Regions from separate parts of the Homo sapiens genome. Here region 1 is linked to region 2. A link is a loop called in an ENCODE intact Hi-C map of the cell type or tissue named here. Cell type or tissue: heart right ventricle. All regions are shown on one strand. Links, peaks and the distances in the headings refer to the core of each region. The heading gives the core; the rest is flanking DNA. Region 1 overlaps ESPNL (espin like). Region 2 overlaps PER2 (period circadian regulator 2).

Evidence for each region. Peaks named below come from ENCODE experiments on the same cell type or tissue, not always from the same donor. Only the 100,000 strongest peaks of a DNase experiment are listed, where the experiment ranks them.
Region 1: a loop joins it to region 2, with 9 times the contacts of the local background. A loop is called at or near these places in 6 of 110 quality-filtered maps.

The regions. Positions count from the first base shown.
Region 1 is chr2:238,114,515-238,130,047 of GRCh38, forward strand. ESPNL (espin like) reads left to right here. Exons shown (of 9, transcript NM_194312.4): 5 at 2,389-2,520; 6 at 10,756-10,870; 7 at 13,108-13,220; 8 at 14,193-14,390. Among named protein-coding and RNA genes, the nearest start is that of KLHL30, 16 kb to the right of the region's middle. RefSeq lists a silencer at 12,891-12,950. In heart right ventricle, for the core only: CTCF peaks have their summits at 6,190 (motif pointing right) and 6,400; no DNase peak of the experiment used is centred there; H3K27me3 peaks cover 1,137 bases.
Region 2 is chr2:238,258,860-238,267,491 of GRCh38, forward strand. PER2 (period circadian regulator 2) reads right to left here. Exons shown (of 23, transcript NM_022817.3): 9 at 6,653-6,731; 10 at 4,093-4,199; 11 at 3,332-3,485; 12 at 2,870-2,978; 13 at 1,969-2,094; 14 at 1,110-1,194. Among named protein-coding and RNA genes, the nearest start is that of HES6, 23 kb to the left of the region's middle. RefSeq lists an enhancer at 4,924-5,424. In heart right ventricle, for the core only: a CTCF peak has its summit at 4,796 (motif pointing left); DNase peaks (open chromatin) are centred at 2,123 and 4,792; H3K27ac peaks cover 3,043 bases.

The DNA of each region.
Region 1 (15,533 bases), core at 3,189-11,188, 140 kb before region 2:
GCGACCTGCCCCAGCCTCCCCAGCCCCGGTGTCCTTGCACATCTGACAAATGCTTCCTGCTTCCTCAGCCACACCAGCCACTGGCTCAGCCCTTCTGGGCCTCCAGGAGCCTTCAGGCGTTATCTGGTTCAAGCCTCCCAGCAGCCCCCGGGGAAGGGGTGTGCGCACGCCTGATTTTGTGTGGCCCCACAAGCTCAAAATAGTTTTTCCCTTTTTAAATGGGGAAAAGGAAAAAGAATCACATCTCATGACACATGAAACTCATCTGAAGTTAAAATGTCAGTGCCCACAAATAAAGCCTTGTGGGCACCCGGCCACGCTATGGGTGGCAGCTTTCGCACCACGACCAGGGTTGCATATTTGTGCCAGAGCCGGCGGCCCCCGGGCTGAGCTGCTTACTCTCTGGAGGGCAGCACGGCACCCAGGAAGGCAGGCAGTGCGTGAGCAGACACCCCAGTCTGCAGCTTAGAGGCGCAGGGTCATCATCCTCAGGCAGTGACAAGCCCTGTGGCTCTGCGGTTCTGGCGCTGGTCTTGCGGCGGTTCTGGCTCCGGTCTTGCGGTGGTTCTGGCTCTGGTCTTGTGGCGGTTCTGGAGCTGATCTTGCGGCGGTTCTGGCACTGGTCTTTCGGACCTGCAGGGATTCCAGGGAGCAGGGCTCTATCTTTTTGTCCACCTTCCCCTGGTGGCGCTGTGGCCTCCTCAGGCTGTGGCCACCTTGGAGGCCATGGAACTCAGGGCAGAGGAGGGAGGGGAAGGAAGCCCTCCAGAGGATTCCCCCAGGACAAGGCACTCGCCCTCGAGGTCTCAAGCTGACCTGCTAGCTGCGCAGGTGAGTGTCGGTAGGGGCCGGGGCAAGGGAGGCTGGTGGTGCCGACCATAGATCAATGCAGGTGTCCTTACTTTACAGACAGGCCCAGTTAGCTGGCCAAGTTCTCTGACCAGCAAGTCACAGAGCCAGATGAGCTCAAGGCCACTGGACTTCGCTGCCAGGCCCCCTGCCACACACGACAGCGTCACGTTGTATTTACTCACGGCATGGCACACCCGCCGCTCCACATGCATGCTGAACCTGTATTTATCTGTAGAGAATGAACACTAATTGCACCTTTTATAGGTGAGGCACTGCAGTCCAGAGAGGAGCTGAAAATTCCTTTGGGGTCTCACAACTTGTTTGAGGTGGAGTTTCACTGTTGTTGCCCAGGCTGGAGTGCAGTGGTGCCACCTTGGCTCACTGCAACCTCCGCCTCTTGGCTTAAAGCAATTCTCCTGCCTCAGCCTCCTAAGTAGCTGGGATTAGAGGCGCCCGCCACCACGCCTGGCTAATTTTTTGTATTTAGTAGAAACAGGGTTTCACCATGTTGGTCAGGCTGGTCTGGAACTCCTGACTTCAGGTGATCCACCCGCCTTGGCCTCCTCAAGTGCTGGGATTACGGGCATGAGCCACTGCGCCCGGCCAAGGGTCTCACAACTTCTTACTTAGTTCAATTCAGTGTCACCCAAAGATGCTGAGGCCCAGCTGGTCTATCTCAGAGATACATTTGGGTCAAAGGCACAGTTTTGTGAACACAGCGTTCGCCTAACTCGAGTTCGTTTTTGTGTTTCCCTGGTACTACAAAAGAGACACAGAAATGTTTACAGAATAAAGTACAGAATTCATTCTTGAGGTCCCCCGTCCCTCTTCCAACTGAATCCTTCACAGGCCAAGATGTCCTCTAGCCTTCCAGTCCTGTGGACTCCCTCCCCAGCTTCCTTCCCTCCCCTCTTCCTCCCCATTCCCATCACAAGAGCCCATCAGGTACAAGGAGACAGGAGGGTCCTGGCCCCAAGTTGGCTGGGTAGGAGCATGCAGTGTGGCTGGCAAAGGTGGTGAGCGGCTTGGTCAGGCATGAGCTGGTGCTCCAGGCACTAGGGGGGAACCTCATTGGGCCAGGAGGATGGTCCCACGGAGAGTGGGGCTGTGGCAGGAAGTAGCCCTGAGTCCCTGGGGCAGGGGCCGGTTGCTTGTCTCTCTGAGCCTCGTCTCTTCACGTGCATTGATCCACACCTCCAAGGGTGGCAAACATGGAAACTGGTTCTGCATTTGACACTTGGGCCATGGCAGCTGTGAGGGGTCTGGACGGGGCACCCTGATGCCTGTCAGCTCAGCACTGCTTCATAAGCAGTGCCTGGTACTGTCTGGGCCAGGACAGGGTGGCTGTGGGATGAGGCTCGGGGGCTCCTAGGCAGGTCTCTGGCACCCCACGGCCCAGATTCAAGTCCTGCCCCTGCTGGGAAGGGCATCAGGGCAGCCTGCGCCATGGGGCAGGGGAGCGGCCCGCACAGGGCCAGTCCCATGGGCACCTGGTTTGTGTCGTGGTGGGTCACATGTGTGCCCTCCTCACTGCAGTGCTGCCAGACCCTAGTCTCCCACCACGTGGACCCCTCCCTGCGGGATGAAGATGGTTACACGGCGGCAGACCTGGCGGAGTACCATGGACACCGGGACTGCGCCCAGTACCTGCGGGAGGTGGCCCAGCCGGTAAGGCTCAGGGTCCCCAGCTGCCCTGGAGGCATGGGGGGTGGGCCCAGACCCCAGCCAGGACCCCACTGCTGAACCTGCAGCATAGTCAGCTGGGAAGCTCACCATGTCCAACTCATACATGGCATTGGAGCCAGGAGCAAGGGCCTGGGCAGGACTGAGGCGCCACAGGGCAGCCAGTGCTAGGGCCAGGCTGTAACAGGAGCTGTGACAGGGGCCAGGACAGGGGCTGTGACAGGGGTGGGGCCAGGGCTGTGACAAGGACAGGGGCTGTAACAGGGGTCAGGACAGAGGGCATGTGACAGGGCCTGGGGCCATGGCTGTGGCCAGGGCCCGGCCTGGGCTTGTGGCTGGAACTTGGCCAGGCCATGCCTTTCGTCTGGGTCACAGAGACCACATCTGTGACTCAAGAGCCTCGGTGGCCAGAGTTCCTCGTGGGTGATGTGGGTGATGTGGGTGATGTATGTCAGACTGAGGAGCCCCAGGAGTGGGAACGGAACCTCCCAGAGGTGATCGCAAGGCGGCCAACAGCCCTGCAGCAGCCGGAAGGCAGCAGATTCCAGCCCTGGCTCTCGTCTCTCAGCCTGGGACCCCACAGCCTCTCATTTCCCCATTTGTAAGGACACGGATCTTGTCTATCCCACTGGTCCCCAGCCCTTAGAACGTGACAGAGCTCAACAAGTGTTTGCTGAATGAACTAATGAGCAAATGGACAGAAAAGCAGGTGGATGCATGAGGGTGAGCAGAGGAAGGGATGGATGGGGAGGGAACAGACAGAGGAGGAATGAATGGGGCAGGGAGGCCAAAGGAGTGAAAAATGAGGAGAGGGATACATGGAGGGGGGAGAGCTCTGGAGGGTGGACAGAGGAGAGATGGGTGGAAGAGGAATGGATGAAGAAGGGTGGAAGGAGGAGGGTGGATGGAGGGGAGGTGGACAGAGGAGAAATAGATGGAGGAAGGTGGATGGAGGAGGAATGGATGGAGGAGGGTGAATGGAGGAGGAATGGATGGAGGAGGGTGAATGGAGGAGGAATGGATGGAAGAGGATGGATGAAGGAGGGTGGATGGAGGAGTTGGATGGAGGAGGGTGGGTGGAGAAGGAATGGATGGAGGAGGGTGGATGGAGGAGGAATGGATGGAGGAATGGATGGTGGAGGATGGTTGGAGGAGGGCAGATGGAGCAGCAGATGGATGGAGGAGGGTGGATGGAGGAGGAATGGATGGAGGAATGGATGGTGGAGGGTGGATGGAGGAGGAATGGATGGAGGAGGGTAGATGGAGGAGGGTGGGTGGAGAAGGTGGATGGAGGAGGAATGGATGGAGGAGGAATGGATGGAGGAGGTGGATGGAGAAGGGTGGATGGAAGAGGGTGGACGGAGGAGGGTGGATGGAGGAGGAATGGATGGAAGAGGTGGATGGAGGAGAGTGAATGGAGGAGGTGGATGGAAAAGAGTGGATGGTGGGAGATGGAGGAGGGTGGATGGAGAAGGGTGGATGGAGGAGGAATGGATGGAAGAGGTGGATGGAGGAGAGTGAATGGAGGAGGTGGATGGAGAAGGGTGGATGGAAGAGGGTGGATGGAGGAGGGTGGATGGAGGAGGAATGGATGGAGGAGAGTGGTTGGAGGAGGGTGGATGGAGGAGGAGAGATGGAGGAGGGTGGATAGAGGAGGAATGGATGGAGGAGGAATGGATGGAGGAGGGTGGTTGCAGGAGGATGGATGGAGGAGGGTGGATGGAGGAGGGGAGATGGAGGAGGGTGGATGGAGGAGGAATGGATGGAGGAGGAATGGATGGAGGAGGGTGGAAGGAAGAGGGTGGATGGAAGAGGACGGATGGAGGAGAAATGGATGAAAGAGTTGGACGGAGGAGGTGGATGGAGGAGGGTTAATGGAGGAGGAATGGATGGAAGAGGATTGATGGAGGAGGGTGGATGGAGGAGGGTTAATGGAGGAGGAGTGGATGGAAGAGGATTGATGGAGGAGGGTGGATGGAGGAGGGTGAATGGAGGAGGAATGAATGGAAGAGGATGGATGGAAGAGGGTGAATGGAGGAGAGTGGATGGAAGAGGATGGATGGAGGAGAAGTGGATGAAGGCCTTGGATGGAGGAGGAATGGATGGAGGAGGGGAGATGGAGGAGGGTGGATGGAGGAGGAATGGATGGAGGAGGGTGGATGGAGGAGGGTGGAAGGAAGAGGGTGGATGGAAGAGGATGGATGGAGGAGAAATGGATGAAAGAGTTGGACGGAGGAGGTGGATGGAGGAGAAATGGATGAAGGAGTTGGATGGAGGAGGTGGATGGAGGAGGGTGAATGGAGGAGGTGGATGAAGGACGTGGATGAAGGAGTTGGATGCAGGAGGTGGATGGAGGAGGTGGATGGAGGAGGGTAGATGGAGGAGGGGAGGTGGAGGAGAGGAGGTTAGATGAAGGAGGAATGGATGGAGGAGGTGGATGGAGGAGGTGGATGGAGGAGGTGGGTGGAGGAGGGGAGATGGAGGAGGTGGATGGAGGAGGTGGATGAAGGAGGAATGGATGGAGGAGGTGGATGGAGGAGGTGGATGGAGGAGGGGAGCTGGAGGAGGGGAGGCCTGGGGCAGTTACTGTGACAAATCCCTCTAACCTAGCTCGGTTTCTGCCACACCTCTTTTACTGGTCATCCCTTCAGGAAGGTGTTCTGAAATCACCTGGCCCTTCTTTTCGGGTGAGGGGACTGAGGACTGGAAGGTGTCATCGCCCTCCACCCCCCAAACCCTTTGTCTCCCCAAGGGGTTGCTGTGCCTCCTCTTCTCTGATGTGTCCCCTCAGAGCATCTGGGACCAACTGGGGCAGAGCCACAGTCCCCCCCACCCCAGCCCCTGGGGCCTGCTGGACACTTGTCACACTGCCACCACTGGGGCCTCTGTTGGCACTGACGGAAACCCACACCAGTCCTGCCGTGCTGCACAGGTGGCTCAGGTGGCCTCCGGGGAGCACGGCTCTGCCCTGGTTTTTCCCTGGTGCAGCAGTTTCAGGAACTAGAATTCAGTCACTGTTGGAAGTCACGTATTTACTAAATGGTGTGCTTGCTAGGCGTCCAGCGGGTCCTGGTTCAGCAGAAGGCTGTCTTTCTGGCTTGGCTGAGAAGGTGGTGGCGCTCTGCTGGCTTCTGCCACAGAAGATGGTGCTCCATGGCCCACAGCCCAGGAGTGCCGGCTGCCTGGGTCTCCCCACAGCTCCTTCAAGGCCGCTAGGTCAGCCTTGGCCTTTTTTGGGCCCCTCCCTGCACTTCCTCCCTGGATGGCAGCCGAGATTAGCAGGTGGGGACAGCAGCAGCTCTGCAGGTGTCCCAGCCTCCACAAGCCCCTGGCACAAGGGAACAGCCCCGCCCGACCTCCTGGGAGTCCCTGACACTGTTCCCGCCCCAGCCATTCTGGGGTCCCATGCCTGGGCTTTCTGTCCAAGCAGCGCCTCTGCCTTCTGTCCCCAGACCCCGTGGTAGTGGAGGACGGGTCGTGTTAGGCTCGCCACGTCCTTCCCATCCAGAGTCCCCTCCTGCCCGCGCCTGGGCGCCCCCTGCCCGGCGCATGAAAACCCAACCCCGGGGCCTTCCCGGCTCCTCAGTCTGCAGCTTCAGGAGCCGGTTTGGGAGCTCGGGGTAGGGACTGGAGCCTGTCTCCGTCTTCTCCCTCTGGGAGGGTCTGGTGACGGCAGGGGGTGCTCGTCTCTCACCACTGGAGCTGTCCCCTCTTCAGGCCTCTGAGGGAGGGCAGGCTGTCAGCTGTGGGCTGGGGGAGGCCGTGTGCCTGCTGCAATATTGATGGGAATGCAGTCCGCAGGGGCTGCTCACACTGGCCGCCTCCGAGCTGGCCTCAGAAGAGGTGGTGAAATCCATCATCTTCCCCATGACAGCACAGCCTGTATCTGCCCCCAGGGGACTCGTGCATTCCAAGAGCAGCAGCAGCTTGGGGAGCAATGCTGGACAGGAGTGCTGAGACCTGCCCTGTGGGAGGTGCCCCCTCGGTACCTCCTTTGTGTTGGGTCTGTGGGGCCCGCCCAGCTCGGGCTCTGCTCAGGGTGCTAGGGAAGGCCAGCCCTGACCCTCCCTGGGCCTTGGGGCCCCTCTCCACGCAATGAGGGATGCGGTCTTGAAGGCCAGGGGCTGCCCTCGAGGCAGGCCCCCTCCCCTCTGCTAGCCAAGGAGCTGGGATCCTGGCTGTGGGGCTCTGAGTGCCCTGTCTGGGCAGGAATGGTGAATAGAACCCTCCATGCTCGGGGAGCAGAGCCTCTGGCATCTCCCATGGTGTCCAGGGCTGTCCCACTCACCCCCACCCGCCAGCACTGGTGCTGCCCTTCCTGGGCATGGGGCACTGGCAAGTTCTGAGCATCTCTAAACCCCAGTTTTCTCACCACAGGGTCTCTGTCACCCAGGCTGGAGTGCAGTGGCACAGTCTCAGCTCACTGCAGCCTCAGCCTTCCAGGCTCAAGTGATCCTCCCACCCCAGCCTCCCAAGTAGCTGGGACTACAGGTGTGCGCCACCACACCCAGCTAATTTTTGTATTTTTTGTAGAGACGGGGTTTGGCCATGTTGGCCAGGCTGGTCTTGAGCTCCTGGGTTCTAGTGATCCTCCCGCCTCTGCCTCCCAAAGTGCTGGGACTACAGGCATGATCCACCGTACCCGGCCCAGAGCCTTGTTTTTTGGGTAGAGGAGAAGCTCCTCGAGCACCCAATGAGGCGCCTGCCCTGGTGGGCCCTCCGGACAGGTGTACTCCCTCCCCTTTGGTCCAGAAAGGTACTAAGACATCTTTATTTTATATATGAGGAAACTGAGGCCCAGAGAAGGTGAGAGGCTTCCTGGGCACTCTCCTCCCGCTGGGAAGGGTGGCACCCACACAGCCAGTAATGGAATCTCAGCCATGGCAACGGGTGTCCGGCACCCATCCGTGGGCCGTGATTCTCTCTGACCGGGTGGCATTACAGGCCTGTGACCTGGCTCACCACGATGCTCTCCATGTATAATGCATGCAGCCTCCGCGGTGCTCAAATCTCACCAAAAACCAGGGACAGCGACAGCGGTCGGGGCCGTGGGGCCACATGACCACCAGCCTCAGGGCAACTGTCCAATGCTGGGATTCGGGGCAGCACATGTCTAAATGTTAAGACCCCAACGGACAGGACCCTGACATCTGCGCCTCCAGATCCCTGAGGCTCCATCGTGTCCAGGGCCTTCCTATGGGAGCCAGGGGTGTGGTTACTCCCGTTGCCGGAGAAACGCCACAGCCAGACTTCTCATCCCTGTTAAACTCAGAGACCATCCTAATACCGAGGGTGGCAGCAGCGTCAAGGTCTGAATGCCACTGTCTTGCAGGCCCATGCCAGGTGCTCTCCATAGTCCCTCAAATTTCCAAGAACTCTGATTTACAGGTGAAGAAATGGAGGCTCAGGGGGTGGCGTCCCGGGCTTCTCGTTGGTGAGGAGTGGAGCAGGGCTGGGCCACAGGGACCTCGAGTAAGGTCCCCCAGGCCACAGATGCTGTGCTGGGGCCAGAGTCCGGTAGTCCCCTGAGCCCCAGACTAACTTCCACCTCTTTTGTCTTCCCCAGCATAAGAGGGCGGCTGCCATCCTGCCAAGCCCCTCACTCTGCCAGGGGTGGCCCCTCTCCACTGACAGCAGGTTCCATCTCAGGGAGGGGGCTGAGGGCTCCCAGGCAGGGGCAGAGAGGAGGCGAGAGGCACCATCCCACTCCCGGCTTGGTCCTGGCTGGGCAGGGGACAGTGCGGGGGCATTGGGGTGGCCTTGCTGTTGAGGGGCCCACTCCAGGCAGGGCTCAGCCCACCTCTGTCGGTGACACCACTTGTGTCTGGCTTTTCTGGCCGCGTCTGGTCTGGAGTCTGACTCTGCCCTGCTTGAAGCAGCGACGCCAGCCTCTCGCTATGTCTTGAACGTGGACAAAGACACCAGACTCCTGGGTCCAAGACGGAGGACCTTCCTTCAGCACGGCAGGGAGCACACATCATGCTTTGAGGCGTTCCCTTGCCCCCGAGTCCCAGGTGGTGCGAGTTGGGTCCCGATGGCAGCTGTGCCGCATAGGTCTGTATCTCCTCTGAGGACCGTTGAGTCTGGGGAACACGCCGTTGCTCAGCAGACAGCAAGTCAGTCCTAGTCCCTCAGTCGCTCCCTGCACACACAGCCCTGAGAAGTGGCCCAGAAAGGACAGCCAGGCTTTGTGTTCTTGGTCTTTCCCTAGAGGCTGACCTCTGTGGTGTCCCCCACCAAGGAAGCAGCTGTTCAGGGGCACTGGAGGGAGCAAAGACTGAGGTCTCCAGTGAGACTCTCATCCCGGCTCTGCGGCAGCCCGGCTGTGGGGCTTTGAGAAAGCCCCTTGCCCTCTCTGAGCCTCAATTTCCCCATCTGTGCCCTGGGGGCCGTACCGTAGGTGGGGCTGGGGATTCCTCTGGGTGGTCTCTCTTCTCATGGGGCCCAGGGATCTCAGGTCCCCTTCCATCTCCCAGAGCATCCCCTCCCCGGCCCCTGCTCTGTGGACAGTTAAAGGTTCCGTGGTAACAGATCCCACACCCGGCCCAAGCCCGCCTGGCCACCTGACACCTCGGCCTTCAAATATTCATGTGACACCTCCCACTCCTGGGGGCGGCAGCCTCAGCAGCCCCCGGTGTCCCAGGACAGCTGTGCTCCCTGCACTCTGCAGTTCGCGTCTGAGGGCCTCCGGGGCTGGGGCTGGGCGGTTGCTCCCCAGCCCACCGCGCACCAGGGTTCCTGGGCTGTGGGCACAGATTCCTGGAAGGAGTGAGGTGCGTGGGGGCCGGGCAGATGGGCTTTCAGACTGTGTTCCCTTCCCCGTGGCCCAGTGGGGTGAGGGTCCTGGAGGGGAGGTGGCCGAGGGGCCACCCAGCATCCTTGCTGGGAGGCAGCCTGTGCCACCTTGTCCATGAGCAAGGGAGGCTTAGGGAGGCCAGAGATTTGCTCAGGCAGGGCCAACTTCACTGCAGTCCGGCCCCGGTGCAGCAGGAAAATGGGGGCCCTGCATTCGGAAAGGAGAACGAATTTGAAGGCAGAGACAGCCGTGCATTCGAGCAAGCTGCAGCATGGGTCCCTCCCCCTCCCACGACGGGCCCTGGGCCCAGGCCACATGTCCAGAATCGTGGCCGATTTGAGTGCTCTGCTCTGCCCAGGGCTCTCACTAGCACTGACCCTGGAGCCCTGATGGCCACGTCTGGCTTCCAGTGCCCACTGGAGGGCAGGGACAAGAGCTTTGGTCTGACAGGCACAGTGGGGGAGGTGCCCAGAGGGACGGTGGCATGCGGCCCTGCTGGCTGGGGACAAGGGCTGCCCATGCCCTCGGCTGGTGGGCACATTGGGGACCCCATCCTAGTCCACTGCCCTTCCCTCTCCTCACCAGGTTTCTCACTTGGCCATCCACCCCCAAGACACTGACAGGCCCCATGTCAGGGCTGAAGTTCCAGGCGGACCACAGCACAGGAGTCAGGGCAGTCGGGGAGGGGGGTGTGCGGGAGAGTGTACGTGCGTGTGTGCAGGAGAGTACGTGTGTGTGTGTGCAGGAGAGTGTACGTGTGTGTGCAGGAGGGTACATGCGTGTGTGTGCAGGAGAGTGTACGTGCATGTGTGCAGGAGAGTGTACATGTGTGTGTGTGCAGGAGAGTACGTGCATGTGTGTGCAGGAGAGTACGTGCATGTGTGCAGGAGAGTACATGCATGTGTGTGCAGGAGAGTGTACATGCGTGTGTGCAGGAGAGTACGTGCGTGTGTGTGCAGGAGAGTGTACGTGCATGTGTGCAGGAGAGTACATGCATGTGTGTGCAGGAGAGCATACATGCGTGTGTGTGCATATGTGTGCACATGTCTTTGTGAGACCACAGGGCGCTGGGCACAGCTGGAAACCAGGCCCTAACCCAGTACCCGGAGCCCCAGAGCTCAGCTGCCTCCAGAGGGAGCCTGGAAGCTGAGCTTTGAGATGGGGGTGGCCCACCCAATAGAGGTGAAAGTGGGCGGGGAACCAAGGTGGGGTGCCAGGAAGTGATGGCACTCAGGCAGGAGATGACCCTGGGACAGAACCCTGATCAAGGACCTGCCCCTCTCCTGCCACCTCCTTACCTGTCCCAGCCCTTCTCAGATGCACAGGCTCCCCAAGGCTCGTCCACTGGGTGCCCCTGCCCCTGTCTAGGTGAGCAGGGAAGAGCCCACGGGGGTCCCCCACTGACCAGGCCCATTCACCCACAGGTGCCCCTGCTGATGACGCCCCCACCACCACCGTTCCCCCCACCTCCACTGTTGGCCACGAGGCGCTCCCTGGAGGATGGAAGAAGAGGAGGCCCAGGGCCAGGGAACCCCAGCCGTGAGTGCACAGCCCCAAGTGGGCCACCCAGGGCATGGGCCTGGGAGAGGGTGCCACTGGCCTCCCCTCCGAGGTCCTGGACCGGTGGGCAAGTCTGCGGGCAGCCGGGCACCCCATCACCCTCCCTCCCCAGTTGCTTCCAGGTTTCCTTGACTGTCTTTGGTGCTTTGGAAACATGAGGATTAGCATTTTCCGTGGTGGGCACTTACAGCTACAGCAACTTATCCAGGGGTAAAAGCGGGGAGACGGGCCGGTTGGGCCCAGGCCCCTTGTGGATGGGCTGCTGTCCCTCAGACCCCAGCACACCTCGCATGCATGGGCTAGCAGGGCAAGCAACAGTCCTCACGCTGTGGGCCACCACCATTAGGGGTCTGTGACCAGCTTGGAGTGGAGTGGAGTGGAGTGGAGTGGAGTGGAGTGGAGTGGAATGGAATTATCAACAGGTGCCACAGGTAGTGAGGGCGAGCTTCCTCCACGGGCCCTGCTGCGGCCCTGTACTCACATGTGGGAGTGTGCTTCTGTGTGTGATTGTGTCTGTGTGTTCTGTGTGTGATACACATAGATACGGGGACCCTTCTCTGTGTGTGATTGTGTCTGTGTGTGATTGTGTCTGTGTGTATCTGTGTATGTTGTGTCTGTGTCTGTGTGTCTGTGTGATTATGTCTGTGTGTATGTGTGTGATTGTTCATGTGTGTCTGTGTGTGACTATGTCTATGTGATTGTGTGTCTCTGTGATTGATTGTGTCTGTGTCTGTGTGATTGTGTCTGTGTGCATCTGTGTGTGATTGTGTTCGAGTGTGTGATCGTGTCTGTGATTGTGTCTCTCTGTGATTGTGTCTGTGTCTGTATTGTATGTATGTGTATGGTGATTGTGTGTTCTGTACATCTGTGTATTGTGTTTGTGTTTCTGTGCATGATTGTGTATCTGTGTGTGATTGTGTCTGTGTGTCTGTATGTGATTGTGTGTGTGATTGTGTCTGTGTGTGTCTTTGTGATTGTGTGTCTCTGTATGATTATGCCTGTGTATGTGTGTTTGTGTTTGTGTGTCTGTGTCAGTGTGTGATTGTGTCTATGTGATTGTGTGTATCTGTGTGATTGTGTGTCTGTTCTGTCTGTTTCTGTGTGTGATTGTGTCTATGCATCTGTGTGTGATTGTGCCTGTGTGTATCTGTGTGATTGTGTTTGTGTGTGTCTGTGATTGTGTCTGTGTGTATCTGTGTGTGATTGTGTCCGTGTCTGTGTGTCTGTTCTGTGTTTCTGTGTGATTGTGTCTGTGATTGTGTCTGTGTGATTGTGTGTATGTGATTGTGTCTGTGTATGCTTGTGTCTGTGTGTCTCTGCGTATGATTGTGTCTGTGTGTATCTGTGATTGTGTCTGTGTATCTGTGTGTGATTCTGTGTGATTGTGTTTGTGTATGTCTGTTCTGTGTCTGTGTGTTTCTCTGTGTGTGACTGTATCTGTGTGTGATTGTGTCTGCGTGTGTGATTGTGTCTGTATGTCTGTGTGATTGTGTGATTGTGTGTGTATGATCGTGTCTGTGTGTCTGTGATTGTGTGTGTCACTGTTATTGTGTGTCTGTGTGTATGTGTGTGATTGTGTCTATCTGTGTGTGATTGTGTATCTGTGTGTGATTGTGTTTGTGTGTCTGTTCTGTGTGTGTTTCTGTGATTGTATCTGTGTGTATAATTGTGTCTGTGTGTATGATTGTGTCTGTGTCTGTATGTGATGTGATTGTGTCTGTGTCTGTGTGATTGTGTCTGTGTTGTGTGTATGTGATTGTGTCTGTGCATGTCTGTGTGTGATTGTGTCTGTGCGTGTCTGCCTGGCTGTGATGCAGACGTGTTCTTCACTCGAGGTTGACCCTGAAGTGTGTGTTTTCATCGGGGCAGGGAGCATTGCAGGCAGCAAGGGAACCAGCTTTGGGGCCTGCAGAGCTGCGTTAGGGGCGGCCTCAAGCCCTTCCCAGCTCCTCCCCTGCTGCAGGAGGGGCCGCGGCGTGGCCCAGCGGTGTGCCGCAGGCTCTCCCATCGACCAGGCGGGGGCGGGCCCCACTGACTCCCCAGAGAAGGTCCAGTGGGGCCCCCGAGGTGTTCTGGGGCAGGGTGGGCTGGGGTCAGCTCCCAGCTCGCAGATCGTTCAGGAGGTCAGCTCTGCCCCCAGGGCCGGATCCCCGAGGCTCTGGGTCTCTGCTCCCCAGCCCTTGCCCTTTCTGCAACACCCTTCTTCTTCTTGGCAGCCATGTCCCTCAGCCCGGCCTGGCCTGGCCATCCTGACCAGCCTCTTCCCAGGGAGCAGATGACCAGCCCGGCCCCTCCGAGGATCATCACCAGTGCCACGGCTGACCCCGAGGTTCGTCCTCCACCCCTGCATTCCTGTCTCCCGGGGCCCCTAGCCAGCCTCCATTCCCATCCTCTTAGGGGCCCAGAGAAGCCCCCAGCACAGCCAGGCCTTTCCTGAAGGGTGGATGCCAGGCTGCCTGCGTCACTCCGCTGCTCTCGAGAACACCCTGAGTTCTGAAGAGACAGGAATGTCAGGGCGACGGCAGCTGTCCCCCCCACCACAGAAACACGGGGACCCTTCTCTGTTATCCCAGAGGGCTGCAGTGGCCCAGGCCCCTCTCCCTGACCTCTGAGCTCAGGGGTGCTCCGTGCCCGCTTGGAGTGCGGAGATCGCAGCAGCCATCCATGGGCAGGGCCCCGCTGCCACCGTCCTCCTCCTCAGGGCCTCGGCCAGCCCAGACCAGCAGAAGGGTCCTGCTCCCCCTTACTCTCCCTTTCCTGGGCGCCGGGCCCTTAGAAAGCCAGCCCAGACTTTCCCTGCGTGGTACTGCAGATTCTCAACCATTGAGGTGTTCGGTGGGAGTCTGGGAAACGCCACGTGGCGCTGCTGCCCGTCGTGGAGAGCTGGAGCGCGCACGGCACATTGAAGGCTCTGACAAGCCCTCCGCGGCACAGGATTGGCTGCCAGGCTTTGTCTATGTAGCTGTGCCCAGAGCAAGTTTGCCCAGGGATACGGTGCGCTCCGCGAGCATCTGCTGGGCTTGCACAGGGGACGGGGAGGGACCTCTGGTTTCATTTCTCTGCCGACAATCCCCTCACACACATCTTACCCCGCCCCCTCCAGTCCCTCCCCTCTGAGGCCTCACTCTTAAGCTGGGGATGAGGGGGTGGGGTGCTGTCCGTGGCCCCCACTGTCCCTCCTCTCAGGGCGCCCTGTTAGCGTGCCCTGGGCGGAGCCAACCCCCCACGTCCTCTCGGATCTTCCCTCCACTCAGGGCCTGGGTCCCCTTCGGGCCTGTGTGACCCACCCCCTTCTGCACAGGGGACAGAGACGGCGCTGGCGGGGGACACCTCAGATGGCCTGGCCGCACTACAGCTGGATGGGCTGCCCTCAGGCGACATCGACGGGCTGGTGCCCACGCGGGATGAGCGCGGCCAGCCCATCCCAGAGTGGAAGCGGCAGGTGATGGTGCGGAAGCTGCAGGCGCGCCTGGGCGCAGAGAGCTCCGCAGAGGCCCAGGTAGGCCCCCGGCAGGGGCGGGACCAGTGGGCGGGGCGGGGCCTTTTCCAGGTAGGTGGAAGTGGAAGTCAGGGCGCCCGAAGCCCAGAACTGAATCCAAGACCCAGGGGCCCCTCTCCTCTGTGGCCTCAGCTGCTGCTTCCGCCGGAGGATGAAGTGAACCTGACCAGAGGACTCTGAGCAGAGCCCCTTCACCTGCTCTGGAGGCATGGGTCCCACGTATCCTTCCACTTGGCGGATTTGTGGCACATGCCTGCCTGTGCCAAGCGTTGTTCTAGGCCTTCCTGGGCGCAGCGTCTAGCAGGGAAGACGGTGGCCCATGGGCAGGTGCCGGCAGGTGTGTGGGGTGCGATTCCCACTGCTGTGGAGAAAGCAAAGCAGTTGGGGGACTATGATATATGGGTGCTTAGGGGGCCCCCTCTGGGGACGTGGCCTTGAGCAGGGGCCAGAGGGAAGAGAGGGGGAGCCCTGTGGGAATTTGGGGCAAGCACCTCCTAGGCAGAGGGAACAGCCAGTGCAAGGGTCCTGAGGCCGGGCTGGCCGGGGGAGGAGCAGGAGGAGGCGCCCTGGCATGGAGTGGGCGCCTGAGGTTGGAGAGGAACCTGGCTGGGATTATTGCACCTCTGTGAGGCCGTGGGGAGCCACTGAGAATCTGAGCAGAGAAGGGCTGTGATGTGCCTTGGATTTTAACAGGCTCCCCGGGCTGCTGTGCAGACAGGAGTTCAGGAATTATGTCCTCAGAGTCCTATGATTTTGTCAAGATGATTGAGTTCTGTGCCCCCGGCCCAGCGCTGTGTCCAGCGCAATCCTGCCAGCCACATGCAGCCACTGAAATTCATTACAATTTAAGGAAAGTAAAAGTCCTGCCCCTCCGTCGCACCAGCCACCTGTCGTTTCTGTAGCCACAGGTGGCTCCTGGCTGCTGGAATACAGCCTGTCTCCATCGTCTCAGGACTGTGGGACAGCCCTGTCTGAGGGCCCAGCCTGTCCTTGCCTGTTGGGCTGGGAGCCGTAGGGGCTGAAAGCCACAGGGTTGAGAGCAGAGCAAGACGGGCAGAGCAGGTCAGGGGCTTCTGCCCTAGCTGGGAAGCCCTTTAAAGTCTTACCTTGGGGCAGGACCAGAGGCTCTGCAGAGATACTGAG
Region 2 (8,632 bases), core at 633-8,632:
CCAGCCTGGTGTCTGCTTCTCTCTGGGGTCTAGGCTGTCCCCAGGGGTCAGGGACTCAGCAGTGGGAGACAGCAGTTCTCACTTGAACTCTTAAACTTTCAGGGCCAATGAGAGCCCACGTACTTTATGCTCCTCCTGGGCCAGGCCAGTGTTTTCAAGGTGATCCCTGCTAGTAACAATTATGATGACAACTGCCTGCTCACTGTGCTGCAGATTCGACTCTTGCCCCAACGACATTCATCACATGCCTGTCCCCTAGGGACCCTCAAGCAAAGAGCTGTGTCCAGCTCATTAGCGTGTCCCCAACACCCAGCACAGAGTCCAGCAGGCAGCATGTCCACCAACACATCCCCAAGGCCAAAAGTCCTAGCGGTGTCTGGCCAGAGTGTTCCCCACGGGAGGCTTCGGCCTGAGCACAGAGAATGAGCAAGGGCCCACCAGGGGGAGGGGACTGGGATGCATGCATGTGTGCACACGTGTCTGTGTGCATGCTGTGTGAGAAATACATGCGGGACAGAGGAGCAGCATGAATCTGAACCCGCGCATGACACTGTGAAGCTGCCTGGGAAGTGTGGCGCTGTGGTAGGAAAGGGCTGCTGCAGTGGGGGTGGGTCGGCAGCCCCTGGGTGGTACTCCCCACTTCAGACAGGTTTGGTTTGAGTGTATGTGGATGCTGGGCAAACCGTCGGCAGTTGTGTGTGTGTGTGAGTGAAGGGTTTGCAAGTGTAAACACACAGCCATACAGCTACTCTGTACAGCAAGAACAAGCGGCCCAGGCCGTGGCTCCCAGGCACACCCTGCTGGCAGGCCAGGGTGCAGGAAGGCACACTGGTCACAGCTCCCCAGGCCTGCACACCTAGCCACACCCCGCCAGGCCTGCAGGGCATCAGGTGCCCAGTGTGGACATCAGTGCCTGCACTGGCTGAGTGCAGGACTGGGCTGCTCTCGCCTCTTGGAAGCTGCAGACTGTGCTGAACGCAGAAGGGGGTGTGACACGGCTACAAGGTAGACTCCCTGCCAGCCAGAGTCAGCATTTAACCCAGGTTCCCTCTTCTCATGTGGCCATACTCTAGTTTCAGTAAGGAAATGTTGAATATTTTTTTTTTTACCTGTAACGGATTTTTTCTTTTGTTCTCCAGATTCATGAGAATAATGACTTCTATTTTTGGTCTTGTTACCATTTTTACAAATTTCCTTGAAGAAAAACAAAATGAACACATTATTCATTCTAGGAGACCTCCTTCAGTCTGTCCGGCAAAGTGAGAACAGAGGATGGCTGAAATAATTTCAGCAACACAGAAGGAAACTGTGGATGAGAAATCTGACAGGTGTAGAGCTAGATAAAACCTATTTGATGATCCTAAAGAATAATAAAAAATAAAGCAAAACGGCACATTACATTTTTTTTTTTTTTTAAGACAGAGTCTTGCTCTGTCACCCAGGCTGGAGTGCAGTGGCGCAATCTTGTCTCTCTGCAACCTCTGCCTCCCGGGTTCAAGCCATTCTCCTGCCTCAGCCTCCCGAGTAGCTGGGATTACAGGGGCGCGCCACCATGCAAGGCAATTTTTGTATTTTTAGTAGAGACGGGGTTTCACCACCTTGCCCAGGCTGTTCTTGAACTCCTGACCTTAGGTGATCCGCCTGCCTCGGCCTTCCAAAGTGCTGGGATTACAGGTGTGAATCACCGCACCCAGCCCACATTTTCTTCTTTCTATCCTAGTTAAATCTTCACTTTTGCTTGTTTTGTCTGTTTTAAATAATTTTCAACCAACACTTAGCTATGGTTTCTAGCTCTTTCAACTCTTAAGAGATTAAAAAGTCCCAAGTGGACAAAGTTTAGAAAGGAAGCAGCAACAGCTGCAATCAGGAAGCCCCTCCTAACTGCCAAAGGTTGTCTTGAGTGTGCTTTTTAACTCTGGAGGGACATCCACAAACTCATTTTCTCAGGGAGAATGGAAGGAGACGTACGGCTCTCCTCCGGCGTGAGTCCTCATGGCCGTTGCTGTCGCTGGAGGAGGTCTGGCTCATAAGGTGCTCGTGGGACCCGTTGCTGCCCAGACTCCCGTAGCCACTGGAGCCGCTGTGGGGGACGGGCTGGGGAGACAGCAGACAGCGCTACAGACACAGCCAGGGCTGCTGAGCTATGCATGTGGCCCCCTGCCAACACACCCTGTTTCGCAGAGAGGATGGCGACCCGCCTAAGGCTACATGGCAGAGACCAGGGGAGCTGAGGTTTGAACCCCAGGGTCAGCTCCAGAGGTAGACTCCTGGCCTCCAGCCGCGGTGCCCCGACCCAGACATGCAGTCACCGAGGAGACGGCACCAAAGGAATGTGTCCAACCCGCTCATCAACGCATGGCTGCAGCCAGCCACGCCTCTGTGGATGGGTTTAAAACAAACAAGATGCGATGACAGCTTCACTCCACAGTCTCCGGGAACTGACAGGCAGGCGCCTACTCAGGTGTGGGGTTGACTGCAGTGGGCCTGATTTTTTTTAGGGACCTTGAGTACAATGTCCCTCCCTTAAGTCCCACTGCTCTGGATTAGAATGAGCCCCCGCACCACTGAGAGGTCACTCTGGAACTATGCAGCCTGTGTCAGAGCACGGGGTCTGCACACGTCCTTCAGCTACTCACTCAGGGCTGCAGTTCAGACAAGGTCGAATGCAAGGCTGGAGAGAGCCAAGGGTACTATGGACTGTCTCGGACTAGCACAGTCTATGCCCAAACTGTCCCCTGGGGGATGTTCAGAGAATGACAGATGAAGCTGTCTGAGTGGGTGTGCCAGGACCAGGGTTCAGAGCCTATGTCCTCTGCAGGGGGCTCTCAGGCTGCTACCTGGGAGGAGGACATGCAGGCACCACACCCACCTGCAGCAGGAGCCGGTGGATCTGCTCTGTGAGCTCCTGAATGCTGGGGTGCAGGGCCTTCTCCTCTGTGCAGGGGTGGGCTGCAAACACGTCCTCATTCAAAGGGCCCCTGCGTGGTTTTAATTCATCTTGTTAGATGGGGCCCCACAGGAGGACCTCTCTGGCGTGACTGTATAGCCACTACATGCTGCCTGCCTGGGTGGGCCCTCTGCCTCTCCCCTGCAGCCCCCCAGGCTGCTGCCTGTCCACTCCCTACTCTGCTTGAATGAGGTCCCTCCCACTTGGGGGCAGAGGACAGGTCACCCCTGCCTAGCAGTCTGGGGCTCCAGATTGGTGGCAGGAAGCAAGGTTTCGGTCTTGGCCTCTCAGCCCCTCCCTATGCCATCTGTTGCTGGGAGGTGAGGACAGCCCGAGACCCCCGCCCAAGACCCCTGAGCCACCTCGGGCCCTTGGAGCACTCACACCCTGACTTTGTGCCTCCCAATGATGAAGGAGATTTTCCTGCTCCATGGGTTGATGAAGCTGGACCAGCTGGTGTCCAACGTGATGTACTCTCCGTTCCGGGCGCGAAACCGAATGGGAGAATAGTCGAAAGGCTGCCCGCCTGACTGCAGGACTAGGAGAGCAAAAGCCAGCATTCAGGGGAAAAGGGGAGCAAACAGGATTTATAGTAGAGAGAGACAAGTCAAGAGTCACTCAGGCCCAGGATCATTTGCAAACTGTAGGGGTATGAACACTTCTTCAAAGCCACTGCTTTCAACCTCCTGTTTTTGCTGTAGATTACCAGGAGGCTGTTTCCAGCAGGAGCTGTTTCATCCCATGTTTCACCTCTGCTAGTGTCACTTGCATCTATGAGGGCTGGGCTTGGTGAGGACATGCACTGTGCACTCCCCTGGCCTGGTGAGAACCTTCCTAGCCACAGATGAACTGGTCTCCCCTCCTCCCATGCGCCACTGAAGCCAACAGTAAACATAAGATGCTACGGACTCAGGCCACGGACTGAGAAACAACTGGCCACAAAGGAACTCACATGAGTTTACCCCTCTCTCTCGACTCCACTGGGCACTGCAGTGCCAGGAGGGAGGCGGCGAGGCGGGCGTCTACCACCTGCTTGTCCTTAGCTGATCTGACCTGTCAGAGCTAGACTGGTCCCAAGAAGCAGCCCCAAGGACACAGGAACTTCCGCCAAACACTTCAGGATGTACCATGAAAAGGGGACCTACTCTTTTTGTGGATGGCCAGCATCAAGGGCCTGTCACTAGGGTGGAGCTGCACGAGCACTGGGGTTTCAATCAGGTCCTGAGGTAGGTAGCCCAGGAGAGGGACCGCCCTGGAAGGCAAGCAGACACACGCTAGGATTGGCATCCAAACAGATGAGGAGATTGTCACTAAGAACCATCTTATTCCCTGGAAAGAGAAGATACACTCCAAACCCCACCCCCTCCCCCACCCCCGGAGATCAAAAGTTGGACTAACAGAACCAGCTAGACTTTTAATCAATAGCAAACGAAGGTTCACTGTCCAGGACGCTGAAGGAGGCTCCCTCTGCTGGGGCCTGAGTGCTTCAGCTCTGCGTTTCACCTCCCAAGAGATAAGTCATGATCATGCTTTTGTTTTCTTCCTTCCAGCATCTTTTTCTTTTTCAGTGTCATTCATTAGTTTGGCCACATGTGACCTGGCATGGATTTTTGCTTAACAAGTTTTGCCTGGGCCTCGGAAAACCCTTTGTATGTGCTTCTTTTCCAGCCTGGTCTCGTGTGACTTTGGCCTCAGCATCCAGTTGGTTTACTGTGGCTTCTTTGGAGTCTCGGTGGCTGGCTGGGCCTCTGCCCTTTGAGCTCATGCCTCCTCCCAGAGCTGTGGCTTTGCTCCATTGCAGGACGGAGCTGAACTTCAGCAGCACCTTCTGCTTCTGTTTGTGTCCAGCGCCCTCTGCCGGCTCCACCGACCATTTCTTCTCCCGATCTGCCTCTTAACACTTGTTGCATCCAAACCAATGTTTCCTCAAACTCTGCTGCTTGTGTAGAAGGATTTTCCCTGTGAATCTTTAGACCATGGTGCAGAACTTTCTCAAGGGCCTGGCGTTATTCTTTGATTTCCTCCTTCTTGTCTGAGGCTCTCTCTTCAGGCCTCATGTTTTCCTTTGGACAGGATATACAGAATGTTCCTGGCATCCGTCCCATCAAGGCCTTGCTGAAGGAGGAAGAAGAGGAAGGAAGAGGAGAGGAGTGGGGGAACAGGAAGGAAAAAGAGGGGGAGGAGGAAGAGGAGGGAGCAGAAAGGGGGTGGAGGGTGAAAAGAAGGAGGGGAGGAGGAGGGGGAGCCCTGGCTGTCCTTGGGCTTTGTGAGCCAGGCCACACACAAGGCTTCATCAAGGAGAGCTTGCAGGCTGTGGCCCATCATGCCAGGTGAACCTGTCTGCCAACCTCCCTGCACAGGGCTGAGCTGGACACCAAGTTGGCATGGGAGTGGGTTAGAGACAGTTCTCAGATCTCTGAAGGAAGAAAAGTCTCCAGAGGCTGCTTTACATATACGGCCCCAGGCCCTGCCCTCCAAGATCCTGGTTCCACAGGGCAGGGTGGTGTCCAGAAGCCTGCATCTGCAAACTGGCTCTGCCCCAGGCAGCCCCGCGGACACACCTGAGCCACCTGGAGCTGGAAGTGACGGATCCCTTTTTACCCATAGAGCCTCCCCAGGAAGCTGTGTGGCCCTGACTCCAAGGATGGGGGCCTGTGTCCCTGGGCCAAGAGTAGAGGAGGGAGAGGTCTTGATCCTCCAGCTTCTAGGTGACCTGGTTCATTTTAGGAACCCAGCACACTGGTGCTTCTTGGTCCACTTCCTGTGGTATCTTCTGAGGTCACTTTTCGGTGACTACTGCCAGTGGCCCACACATTTTTTTTCTTTCTATTTTTTTGAGACAGGGTCTTTTGCTGTGACCTAGGCTGGAGTGCAGTGGTGCAATCATAGCTCACCGTAGCCTTGAACTCCTAGGCTCAGTGATCCCCCTGCCTCAGCCTCTGAGTAGCTGGGACTACAGGTGCACACCACCACACCCAGCTAATTTTTATTTTATTTTGCAGAGACAGGGTCTTGCTACGTTTTGAACTCCTGGTTTCAAACAGGCTGGTTTCAGACTCCTGGCCTCAAGTGATGCTCCTATCTCAGCTTCTCAGAGTGCTAGGATTATAAGTGTGAGCCACTGCACCTAGCCGGCCCAAGTGTTTTTGGAGTCTTCATGCATTTGTGGAGGAGCTGGGAGAAGATGCATGGTGGGGGCAGAAGCCACTCAGAACATGGGTGCTCCCAAATCTCACTGGGACTGTTCGCACCTGCTACAGCACCCTGAGGGGGAGACCCAGAGAGAGGGACCCAAGTGGGGCTCTGAGGCATGGAGAAAATCCTGTCCCCTGGAGAAGCCTCTAGCACACAGGCTGGAAGATAGACTTCTGCTGGGATCCAGCCAATGGCATCTCCGGCTTCCACCCTGACACTGGTCCCAGGCAACAGCGCCTCTGTCTGGACCATTATCCACTCCGAATGGGTTTATATGGGAGAATTAAGACAGGCTCAATTAGATCAACAGCTCTCCAGAAAGCCTCAATTACACCATGTGCATATCTTAGGAAGTTTTCAGTGTAATTCCATAATTATTTCATTGCCTGTATATAATTACATGTTTTTGTCCATTATCATGTAATTATAAAACCAAGATGCAGTCTTGGCTTTGGCTAAATAGCTTTTATATCAAAAACATGAAAAAGGGGGTGGGTCAAGACCACGTACCTTTCATCCACATCCTGGAACAAACAATTTGGTGTATGGGTGGTTGTAAAAATTCTCTTTTCAGGAGGAATTCTAGGGGCTGAAAGAACAGAATATTGCACACATTTGTGATCCTAAGAAATGCATATTTGATGTTATATTAAAACTACCAGAAAACACCCTGTAGATTCAGAGTAATGAGCAGCTAAAGAAAAAAATTAAAACATGGACTCTGAACAACAGAGACTGCCACACTGAGAACCTTATGCTGGTTGTGGGATCGTTGGCCAGCCTTCTTAGCTTCTTTATATGCTAGTTTTAGTCTAGTAAATCGAAACTGCCGTGTTAACAAAACCACACGGACCACGTAAAGACTACTCTTAGCAAAATAAAGCTGGAAGGCCATCTTTACGATTTTTTTTTTTTTTTTTGAGACAGAGTCTTGCTGCGTTGCCCAGGCTGCAGTGCAGTGGCACGATCTCGGCTCATTGCAACCTCCGCCTCCGAGGTTCAAGCGATTCTCCTGCTTCAGCCTCTCCAGTAGTTGGGACTACAGGCGTGTGCCACCACGCCCAGCTAATTTTTTGTATTTTTAGTTGAGGTGGGGTTTCACCGTGTTGGCCAGGATGGTCTCGATCTCCTGACCTCGTGATCCGCCCACCTTGGCCTCCCAAAGTGCTGGGACTACAGGCGTGAGCCACTGCGCCCGGCCCCATCTTTATGATGTTTAAGATGAAACTACAGTGATCTGACACATTATTTTTAGGAAAATGAGTTACATACTTGGATTCAAATTTCTTTTTTTTTTTTTTAATGAGACAGGGTCTCACTATGTTGCCCAGGATGGTCTCAAATGCCCAGGCTCAAGAGATCCTCCTACCTCAGCCTCCCAAAGTGCCAGACCACAGGCATGAGCCACTGCACCTGGTCTGGATTCAGATTTCTTAGCAAATGTCACTATACTGGAGAACTTCACAGTTTAGAAACTAGACAAAGGTGGACAAAGCTGATAGAGTAATTTGCATAAAGTGAGTCATATATCCAAAATTTTCCTCAATTCATGGACAAAACATTCAAAATTCCAACATTTTCATTCTTGAAGGAGACTGGTAATTTGGGGGAATAACTTGTTGAACTCTAAGTACCCTCTCTAAACCTTACTATTTGGAAAAGAACATTCTGTAATACACGCAGGAACACAAAAAACATTGCAGAGAAAGTCACATACTTAAAATATTTCTATCACTTTTAAGAGGCTGTCATTTGGCCGGGCGCGGTGGCTCGCGCCTGTAATCCCAGCACTTTGGGAGGCCGAGACAGGTGGATTGTCTGAGCTCAGGAGTTCGAGACCAGCCTGGGCAACACAGTGAAACCCCGTCTCTACTAAAATACAAAAAAAAAGAAAAAAATTAGTTGGGTGTGGCAGCATCCACCTGTAGTCCCAGGTACTTGGGAGGCTGAGGCAGGAGAATTGTAGAATCCAGGAGGCGGAGGTTGCAGTGAGCCAAGATAGCACCACTGCACTCCAGCCTGGGCAAAAGAGCAAGACTCCATCTCTTAAAAAAAAAAAAAAAAAAAAAAGCTGTCATTCACCACAGAGAAGGTGGTGAACACAGCACAGCAGACTCAGCTGGCTTCCCCGGGTTCAGCAGTTGCAGAATGCACCTGCCTTCAGAGAATCTGGAGATCATGTGACTCGCTCAGCAGCCAAGGTGAGCACCTACAGTTCCTGGCCAGGGATTTCGGCCAATACAAGGACCAAGGTGCCACAAAGCAGGCTCTTAAGAGGGACCACAGGAAGGACCCATCAAGGTGGCACAATGCCTTGTAACCTCTGAGCTTCAAGAGAAGAGCCCAGATATTATTTTGGGGGTGGGGTAGCCAGAAGAGCTAATGGACCAAGAGGGTCAAGGTGAGGTGAGCTGGATTCTGTGAGTGAGGTGGCAGCAGGAGCAGAGACTGTGGTCCAGAATGCTGGGCATACAGAGGCACAGCAAGCCT